Regions from separate parts of the Mus musculus genome. Here region 1 is linked to region 2. The links are chromatin loops, found by intact Hi-C in ENCODE. Cell type or tissue: left cerebral cortex. All regions are shown on one strand. Links, peaks and the distances in the headings refer to the core of each region. The heading gives the core; the rest is flanking DNA. Region 1 overlaps Gm33078 (a long non-coding RNA gene). Region 2 holds the start of Gm33026 (a long non-coding RNA gene).

Region 1 (5,374 bases), core at 275-5,274, 52 kb before region 2:
CTTTACATAGAAAAGGCTACTTTAAAATTTATACTAAATTTTATTCCTCTTATCTCCACCCACCCTCCTGTGCTATAGTGCTGTTTTAGTTAGGGTTTTACTTCTGTGAACAAACACCATGATCAAGGCAAGTCTTTTTTTTTTTTTTTTAAGATTTATTTATTATTATATGTAAGTACACTGTAGCTGTCTTCAGACACACCAGAAGAGGGAGTCAGATCTTGTTACGGATGGTTGTGAGCCACCATGTGGTTGCTGGGATTTGAACTCTGGACCTTCGGAAGAGCAGTCAGGTGCTCTTACCCACTGAGCCATCTCACCAGCCCAAGGCAAGTCTTATAAAGGACAACACTTAATTGGGGCTGGCTTATAGGTTCAGAGGTTTATCATCCATTATCATCAAGGTGGGAACATGGCAGCATCCAGACAGGCATGGTGCAGGAGGAGCTGAGAGTTCTATATCTTCATCTGAAGGCTGCAAGCAGAAGACTGGCTTCCAGGCAGCTAAGATGAAGACCTTAAAGCCCACACCCACAGTGACACACCATTCCAACAAGGCCACACCTCAAAACAGCACCAGTCCGCGGGCCAAGCATATTCCAACCATGGCCAGTGCATATGTGGAAGATGGAGGACTATCTGCAGGAGTCAGTTCTCTCCTACCACATAGGTCCTGGGGATCCAACTCAGGTCATGGGGCTTGATGGCAGGCATCTTTACCCACTGAGCAATCTTATTGGTTCATTATTATCATCAGCTGGGATCACACTCCCTAGGCGGTCAAGGATGACCTTGAGCTTTTGGTCCTCCTGTCCCTTTGGAACTCCGAGGAAAAGCTACAGGTGTGGGCCTTCACACCTGGCTAATTCTAGACAAACATTCTGCCAAGAGGACTGTATCCCCCACATCTATAGGATTTCAAAAGTCAAAACAGACTTGAAAAAGAACAAAATTAGAGATCTCAAATTTCTACATCTTCAAAACACTACAAAGCCACAGTGACTGGCATCTGTCAGTTACTGTGTCAGAGCACCCGACCAGAAGCAACTTCAGGGAGGAAGGAGTTGCTTTGGCTTAAAGCAACTCAGTTTCCCTGTTAGTACCACAAGAGCTGTTATAGTGGGAGGCATGGCAGCAGAAGAAGGAGGTGTCTGGTCACATAGCATCCACCGTCAGGAAGCAGAGCCAGGGTATAAAAGTTTTAATATCAGCAAGGGACAGTGGCACATGTGTTTCATCCCAGCACTTGGGTGGCAGAGGTAGGCAGACCTTTGAGTTCAAGGCCAGCCTGGTCTACAGAGGGAGTATCAGGACAGCCAGGGCTACACAGAGAAACCTTGTCATGAAAAACAAACAAACAAACAAACAAACAAACAAACAAAGAAACAAAGAAACAAAGAAACAAACAAGCTGTAGTATTTGATGCTCTACTCCTGAAAGCTTCTACCACCTTCGTAAAAGTGCATGGGCTCGTGACACACACACACACACACACACACACACACACACAGAGAGAGAGAGAGAGGGGCACAGTGTATTTTGTGTTTTCTCCTACAGAGACTGTCTGGCAGCCCACTTGGAAGAGTCTATCGTGAATGGTGGGCATAGGATGTATATAGTAAGGGCTTAGGCTGTCTGGAGGAGCCCATCTTGCCGGTCCTCTCTGAGCTGAGTCCTTGGCCTTGAAAGCATCTGGAAGAGGACAGGTAGGCATGGTGATGCAGGGAGGAGGGAGGAGCCTGGCGCCTGAGGGACATCCCTGGCTAAGAGGAGGCCAAGGAGGAGGACAGAGAAGGGTCTGTTTACACTGGTCCTCTACACTCCTACTTCCTTTGAGCATTCTTATTGTCACTGTGCTGGGCACTAGAGAGACAGACAGCTTCCTGTCTTCAGTGGAAACGGACCATCGAGGTGAAATGGAGGGTCTTTGATGGTGGTGGCAGTGTGTGTGTGTGTGTGTGGGGAAGTTGAGTGTGAAACACTGGGAAGGGAGCCTATATGGGTGTGTGTGCTTGAAAAATCACCTGGCTCATTGTGCAAATAGAGAAACTGAGTCCCAGGGAGGACCTTTTCATGGGATAGTTCTGTTGTCCTGACCCTAAGCCTGTGTTCTTGGCATTTCTTTCTTAGAGATGGGAATTTTTCTCACATGGACATTTTGTTGATAAAACCAGGTAAGAGGAAGATAGGACCAGCATCAAGAAGACACTGTTCTTAACATAGCATATATAACTGTATGAAGCACCCCTGTGCAATACAGTACACAAATACATGCATCGAAGCTTAAAATAACTTTAATAGGATTTGTGTGTGTGTGTGTGTGTGTGTGTGTGTGTGTGTGTGTGTAGCTCTGGGTGTTCTTAAACTCTCTAGACCAGGCTTGCCTGATACTCACAGAAATACAGCTGTCTCTGTCTCCAGAAGTGCTAGGATGTAAGGGGTTTGTCACCATGCCTGGTCTAGGACTTATTTTAAAAGTTTGTTTGCAAGTGGGTACATACCCGTGAATACAGGAGCCCGAGGAAGCCAGAATCATCAGAATTACAGATGATGCTGAACCTCATGATAGGCACCCTTGGCACTAAACTGGGGTCCTGTCTAAAAGCATCAACATCTCTCAACCTTTGAGCCATCTCACTAGCCCTGATACGTATTTTGGTTTTAATTATGTGTGTGGGTGTGAGGATATGTGCACATTAATGCAGTGCCTGGAGAGGCCAGAAGAGGGGGCTGGAGTTACAAGCAGTTGTGAACTCCCTGACATAGGTGCTGAGAAACATGGGTTTGGGTCCTTGACAAGCACAATAGGTGTTCTTAACTGCTGAGCCATCACTCCACTTCTTCTTTAAAACAAACAAACAGGGCTGGAGAGATGGCCAAGCGGTAAAGAGCTGTGGTAAAGACTGTTCTTCCAGAGGTTCTGAGTTCAATTCCCAGCAACCACATGGTGGCTGATAACCATCTGTAATGTGCATCTGATGCCACCTTCTGGTGTGTCTGAAGGCAGTGACAATATACCCACACACATGAAATAAATAAGTAAATTTTTTTTTTTTTAAATTTTTTTCGAGACAGGGTTTCTCTGTATAGCCCTGGCTGTCCTGGAACTCACTTTGTAGACCAGGCTGGCCTCAAACTCAGAAATCTGCCTGCCTCTGCCTCCCGAGTGCTGGGACTAAAGGCGTGTGCCACCACACCTGGCTAATAAGTAAATCTTTAACAAACAAACAAACAACTTTGCATGTGTTTGGGGGCATATGAAACCCCTCCCTCCAGCTACAAGACTGAAAAATTGGGAACAACTTGGGATAAGTTTTTACCAGATGAAAATGCAGACATCACCACTTCCTGGGAGTTTGTGCCATAACAAGGGATAATTTTCTTCTTGGTCCCAAGCAGGCTTGGAGTTGGTGACATTGGGTAGGAAGCTGTTTTTACAGAACTCAACAGCTGCCCCAGTCTACAGTCTTGAGCGATGGATAAAGGTCACCATGGGACCACGTGTGAGGAAGACAGGCTGTGGTCCAAGCCCAGGGTGGGTCTTCTCACTCCTCACTGTGTTGGACGGCTTCAGGATGGTGGATGACCATCTTCAGGGAGATGCTGGGCCAGTTGGGAAGACAAACTCCTCAGGTGTTTGCCTCTAGTCAAGGACTCCACAGCTTTGTGGCTTAGAATCTAATGCTAAGATTCTCAGCACAACCACGTGCTACACTCAGCCATTTGTGACTAGTAAGAGCCCTCATTTCTCTCTATTTCTTCCACCTCTCGTTTCTAGGGTTCCTGTAGAACCCTGACAGGGTGGGAGCTTATGATGGAACAAAACCTCTCACCTTATTGCCAAGAAACCTAGAGACTGTGGAGAGGGCTGGGGTCGTATAGCTCCTTTCAAGGATGCATAACCCAGACAAAGATCTCACTCTAGGGTCCACATAAAGGTCTCACCACCTCCCAATAGTGCCTCCTTGGGACCATGCCTTTAACAACACAAGGCTTTGGGGACCACTTTTCTAAACCGCAGCAGGCCATTGCTGGTCTTCCTTTTCCCGCCATGATGTATTTAATCAAACATTTGCTAAGTATGGCCTGTGTTCTGGGCCCAGCAACAGGCACTCAACTGTGGCTCTCATAGTCGCGCTGTAAGGAGGTTCTGGGAGAGCCTCGCTCCAGGGAGCTTGAGCTCTTTTCTGTTTTCCTGTCAGCGTGGAGGGGCCTCTTTCTCTCTGGGATTGCGGTGGGATTCGATTTGCACGTGTAATTCTGATGTGAAGCCAGTGTAATCAGATCCTGCTGAGAGGGTCCTGCCTTCGGGCTGAGTGGATGTGTGAGCGCACAGGCGCGTGCTCGCTGGCCATGCAAGAGTATCATGTAATTCAATGACACAGTCTCTGTTTCCAGAAATGGATTCCAGGCCACGGCATCCACATCCAGAAGTGATCCTGGTACTTGTCCTAAGATTAAGTGAAAGTGACAAGTGGCGGGGAGAACTGAGTAAAGATGGCGGGTGGGGTTCGCCTTTCCCTTTCCAGACACTGGCAGCTTCTTGAAGCACTTCCGGTCCCAGTGCTGGTTGGATGCTTCTCTCCCACCTCCTCAGGGCTGAGACCGTGTGCAGCAACCCACAGCTGCAGGCAGAAGTCCTGGGTATCACAGCCGCTTGCTCTTAAGTTTTAGGTGTGGGCTGGAGAAATGGCTCAGCGGGTAAGAACACTGACTGCTCTTCCAGAGGTCCTGAGTTCAATTCCCAGCAACCACATGGTGGCTCACAACCATCTGGAATGGAATCCCATGTCCTCTTCTGGTGTGTCTGAAGACAGCCACAGTGTGCTCATATGCATAAAATAAATAAATATTAAAAAATAAAAAAGCTTTAGGTGTGAACGGAGCTTCAGCAATCTTTTGCCTGCTGCTTTCTTTTTTTAAAGGACATTTTAATTTTATCTTTGTGCGCATGTGTGTCTGTGGGTACGCTCACAGGTGTTTGGATATCCCTGAGATGCCAGAAGAGGGCACTAGAACCCTGGAACTGGAGCTTCAAGTGGCTGTGAGTCACCCAACAAGCGTGGTGGTCCTCTGCAGGAGCAGTAAGGACTCTTAACTACTGAGTCATCTCTCCAACCCCTTTTACCTTTTTTGACCACATATTTAAAATTAAAGATAAAGCAAAACCAACAAACAGACGAGCTGTGATGACTCACACCTGTAGTCCAGCAGCTGGAAGGTGAAGCAGCTGACTTAGCATGTTCAGGGCTAGCCTGGGCTAGAGCTTAAGACCCTGTCTCAAAAAACTAAAAATTAAGGCCAGAGAGATGGCTCAGTGGGTAAAAGTGCTGTGGTACAGGCCTGATAACCTGAGTTTGAATCTCAGAATTCT
Region 2 (5,374 bases), core at 321-5,320:
ATCATCATCATGCCCAGCTCCAGTAGTAATTTCTTCTTCTTTTTCAGTTTGAGGCAGGGTCTTGGGTAGTACAAGCTGGCTTCTAGTGAGCTACATAGGCAAGGATGGCCTTGAACTCCAGCTCCTTCCGTGTCTACCTCTCACATAATGGGATTTCAGACATGTGCCACCGCACCAGGTTTATTTGGTGCTGGGATAGAGTCTAGGACTAGGTGGATCCTAGGCAAACTGTCTCCTATCTGAGCAGCACCTCCAGCTGAAACACAGACAGAGACACCTCATGAATTCATGAAGCTGGCCACCAATGGATCAGACAACATCTGAACAACAGAGTGGGTATGTTGTCCAGGAGTTGGTCACCTTGCCAGGCTGGGGTGGCCTCAGGGGCTGGCTGTCGGTAGGATATGGCTGAGAGCAGCATAAAGTAACCTGTGTATTGCAAGAGGAACTGAGAATCACAAGGAGATGGTGACAGTCATGTGTCAGCCTCCACGGATGCAAGTGGCTGGTCCACTATCTACAAACCACTGGAACTGTTGGAGAGATGATATTCTAAAGAGACATTTGTACCCTCCCTTTGACTATTAGACTACTAAGACAGTGGACCCCTAGAAGCAGGAATTTCCCCCAGGAATCTCATGCCGAGAGGAGGGAGAAGCTGATGTCAACCAGAGGGGAACTCGTTTCACAAAAAGATTTCACACAACTGTCAGGTCACTTTACAGGAGAAACTAGAGCCAAGACAACAGGCAGTCTGTGATGGGTGAGGCCACACCCTTGACCAAAGTTCTTGACCAGGACTACTTAGCTATGTTTGCCTCTCCCCCTCTTATGTAAACCTAAACTTCACCAGGACCTTGAAGACAGACTTCTTCCCATAGCCACATTGAATAAATCTCCTTTCTCTGCTTTTCATTGTAATCCTATCTCTTTAAATGGTCTATTGCAGACAGGTGGTGGTGGAACCTGGCTGGTTAAGTCTGCCGCAGGCCAGGCTCTTACCCTAGCATCTCCAGTGATATCACCAGACCACAGTAGAGCAGGGCCATATGTACCGGCACTCAGCTCAGCCTTAGCTTTGAACGCTGCCTCCAGATTTCTACAAGGACATCTTTTTGCCTTACTGTAGGCCTCTCTGCCCCCTACCCCCCTGGCTGGCTGTGTTCTCTCTTGACCTCTGCTCTTGGTAGGTTTGGTGGTTCCAGGGCAGTGCCTCCTAAGGAAAAGCCAGAATCTCAGAGATGGGGCAGAGGAAGCCTGGCCATCCCTGGTACCCATGGAAGTGGGATCCCCGAGCTCACGCAGAAAGCTAGTGATGTGTACTGGGCTGGCAGCTCAGCAGGCCATGCCCTGCCCAGTTTTCCCAGTGTTTGTCTTCCTTACAAACAGGATGGCAGAAGATTAGACTAATTAGGAGGTGACTGGGAAGGAGGCAGAGGGATTACTTTCATGAGGAGGGGAAACACATCTCTCCACCCTAAAAGCATCTCTCCACACAGAGATGAGGAAGGAATGGTTTGCACTCTGAACCATCACCCGGACTGGACGGCCCTTGAGCTCCACTGCTTCCCACTTTTATCGAGGCCTGAAAACAAGGTTGTTTCACTGACCCTGAATAAATGGAAGAGGAGGAGACTCCCAGGCGAGAAGTCTGCTTTGTGTCACCCAGCCTGGATCCACAGCTGCCTGGTCCCTTCCCTTCTGCAACTCATTTCTGCTGCTGGCCAAGGCTTCTGTCCCCAACTTTGGTCCCCCTCAGGAGGGTGGGAAATGAGTGTCATGGGTCGCAGACAAAGGAGTCCAAGCAGCATGACGAGATGTCGGTGACTAAAGAATTAGGAATAGGAGACCCAGGACACATCTGTGATGGCCACCTGTGTGTCCTCCTACCCCCCAGGAGCGCCTCAGGTAGGTTGCCAGGGCGCAGGCCTTGAGTCTCTGAAGGTTTCCCTTTTATCATGGCTCTTTGGAGAACAGTGGAGATGGAGTATAATCACAGTGTTGGCTGCCATCTCTCCATAAGAAAGTGTCAACAGTTTCTGTCTTACGAGGAAGAACCTGAAATAAGCCTTAAGGACCTGGAGACATTCCTCCCCCCCCCCCCATCCTCTGAGGGGTTGCCCCCACCTCACGAAGATGCCCCAGGCCACCTGACCTCCATTCTCACCTTCCTGTGAGGCCGTCCTGGATGGTTCTGGGAGGGGCCCCGTGGTGCTGAGAGGTAGAGAGATTGGATCTGGTCAGGGTGACCTTTCTCTCTCTTTTTAAGCTGCAGGCCTCAGAGGCTCACAGCAAGAGAAGAGCAGACACAGGATGTGAAATGAATCCAGGCCTCCTGAGCTCTGTGTCTCTTTCCCCCAGCCCTTTGTGCTCTGACCTACAAAGGACAGGAGTGCTGCGGAGAGCAGGCTGAGTATGGGAAAACAACTGGTGAATGTGTATGTGAGTGCGTGAGTGAGTGAGTGAGTGAGTGAATGAATGAATGGATGGATGAACGAATGCCGTTCCCCTCAGAACAGTGAGAGATAGAGGCTTGTTTCCTAAAATATCAGACAGGAAGGGCTTAGACCCTCAGAAGCTCCCCTTAGCCTGAGGAACTGTTCATCACCCTCCCCAGGGAATTGGGTGCCACCTAGAGGACACTGGGGTCCCAGCAACCATGTCCCCAGAAGAGGGGCCCACCCCATAGTTCCTAAGCCTTCGGTTACACACTCCCTTTACCATTTTTTACTCGCTCCATTTCTTTTCCTTTAAAAAATGAGGACAAAAGCCAGGTGGGGTGACACACACCTTTGAGGCAAAGTCAGAGACAAGGGATCTCTGTGAGTTTGAGACCAGACTGGACTATATGAGTTCCAGGCCAGCCAGGGCAACACAGTGAGGCCCTGTCTCAAAAAACAAACAAACAGGAGCTGGAAAGATGGCTCAGCAGCTAAGAACACTCAAAAACTTAACGGTGTGCATGCACACTTGTACGTGTGTCACACAGATGCACAAGAATACACAGGCAGATAGAAAATGAGGCGTAGCTTGGTAGCGGAGCCCTTGCCTAACAGCCTGGATCAGGTCCTTATTCCATCCTCACGAGGCTCATGCACACCTATGTTACACACATATATCACACACACACACACACACACACACCTTTAAAAGGTCAAGAGAAAGGTCAGGGGAAGTCTGAGTATTGGTCTCCAACTGAAGGGACCACAGTGGGTCTCCATACTGGGCATGCACAGGAGTTATCTTCTAATAAGTGATGGTTTAGGGTCTGCAGGAGACTGACCTCAGTTTAAGGAGGCAGGAGCAAGCTGATCAGTGAGAGGGCACATCCCATCAGCTCAGGTCCAAATGACGGCAGGAGAGTCACTAATGCCCTTCCAAGCTACCTGACATTTTAAGATAGTTTCAACATTTCAAAAATGTGTAACATTAAAAATAAGTAAGGCACAGATAGCTCAGAGTAGTGCACTTGCTTCTAATGTCCAAGGCTTAGGTGCCACAACTGCAAGTGGGGGCTACTCATTTTAAGGTATGGTAGTGACAATATCTGCGGGTGTAGTACCTGGGGTGGGAATGGGGCTGGGGAATTATGAACCACAACAAAAATGGCTCTGTCTCAAAATTTAAGTAAATATGTGTTTATATTATTTATTTGTTTGTTTGTTTATTTATTCATTTGTTTGTTTAGTATTGGGGGGGCAGTGCAGAGATGCCTCAGCAGTTAACAGCACTGGCTGCTCTTGCAGAGGATCCAGGGTCAACTCCCAGCTCCCACACGGCTCACAGCTGTCTGGACTCCTGTCCCAGGGAATCGGTGCCCTCTTCTGACCTCTGAGTGCACCAGGTATGCATGTATGCAGACACCCATGTGAGCAAAGCATTCACACATGTTAAAATAGTAAATCTATTTAGCGTACACGCGTATTGCAGGGGTGGGTGGGGTTCCTGAGAGAGCTTGCAGGAGTCAGTTCTCTCTGTCTACCCTGTAAGTTCAGGGGATGGAACTTGGCTCTCCATGCTCAGCAGCAAGCATCGTTACCCACCTAGCCATTTTGATGGTCTTGTAAGTAAATAAAATTTGTGAATGCGTTTATTGCATCTCCTTCATAGTGAAATTACAATGAGATGAAAATTGTGCTGCTCACGAGCCTCATTTGGAACTGGATGCCCTCTTTGCATGCTTGGTCTGTGGAGTAGGTATCAGCACTGGTCAGTGGAGTAGGTATCCTTACGTTCCAGATTTGTAAACCAAAGCGAGGCTTGCCATGGTGGCCAAATTTGCAGCCTGTGGTCTTAGTATCTTCCCATGATGCCTTCTGCCCGCCCGCCGTCTTCACCCTGCATCCTTACTTCATCCACTCTGCTTGTCAAATACTCCCATTCACCAAGACCTCTGCGTTCTCAAGCAAAAGATCCAAACTCTTTTTGGTCCATCACTGATGCAGGAAACAAACCTACCTTCAGAGCCTCCGTGAGGCTGGGCTGCTGTGCAATGCCTCCCAGAGAACTGACCCCTGCAAGTCCTCTCTTTCTCCCCTCCCTAGGGGAATGCCTTTGAAGCCTGTGGGAAGTAGACTCCCTTGGCCTGAATAGGCAGCACCAGCAGTGAAGAGCCAGGGTCCCATCAAGGGCTTCCGGGCAGGGCTGGGAAATACGGGAAGGCTGATAGAAGGGTGTACAGGGCAGGAGATGGGGTCCCTGCAGCAGACGGAGGGTCCAGAGGGCCTGTGCAGCCATTTTTGAGAAGGGCAATCCTGATTCCTCTGCAAAGGAAGTGGCTGTGATTTACATTTTTAAGTGTTCTGGCAGGCTGGAAAGGATCAGAGGGCCAAGAGTGGAAGCAGATGGGTCCTTATCTCCCCTTCCCCACTTTCTGGGCCAGCCTAAGTCTTATCTTGCTTTCTAGAGAGCTCCTTGAGGCCAGGGAGGACGCCTGTCTCAGAGGTTGCGGAGCCCAGACCAAGCCTGACCGCGGACGGACGGGGTACGTTGTCTCCAGGCCCAGCCTCTGTCAGGAGAGAGGGGGGGGTGGCATATTCTGCTCTCTCTTCTTGCCCCCCACCTTTCCTACCCTGCCTCACTCCCTGGCCCCAGCTCCAGGGAGTGTTTGACAGAGGCACGTGTTCTCCAAACACAACTTGACGCATGATTTCGGGAGAAACATGCAAACAGACTTCTGCCTCGCATCCATCAGGGGAGACACAGGCTCTATAAACAAAGGCACAGCTTGACTCCTGTTCTTCCAAGCGGGACATTTTCCCCGGTGAACCTGGCGGCTCCCCTCTTCCTCCCTCCAACCAGTCCCAGCCTGACCATGGAGGAGCAGAGCTTCTCACTTGAGCCTCCAGGACACTTGTGCACCATAAGAAAACAG

The links. Peaks named below come from ENCODE experiments on the same cell type or tissue, not always from the same donor. Only the 100,000 strongest peaks of a DNase experiment are listed, where the experiment ranks them.
Region 1: it touches region 2 in a loop (2.0-fold over the local background); 9 of 42 quality-filtered maps call a loop at or near these places.

The regions. Positions count from the first base shown.
Region 1 is chr11:57,917,826-57,923,199 of GRCm38, reverse strand. The region is part of intron 3 of Gm33078 (a long non-coding RNA gene); the gene reads right to left. Among named protein-coding and RNA genes, the nearest start is that of Gm33078, 8.8 kb to the right of the region's middle. In left cerebral cortex, for the core only: CTCF peaks have their summits at 2,715 (motif pointing right) and 5,008 (motif pointing right); no DNase peak of the experiment used is centred there.
Region 2 is chr11:57,866,202-57,871,575 of GRCm38, reverse strand. It overlaps Gm33026 (a long non-coding RNA gene), which reads left to right and starts at 2,256. Exons shown (of 6, transcript XR_879887.3): 1 at 2,256-2,413; 2 at 3,747-3,844; 3 at 4,907-4,984. In left cerebral cortex, for the core only: a CTCF peak has its summit at 2,642 (motif pointing left); a DNase peak (open chromatin) is centred at 2,630.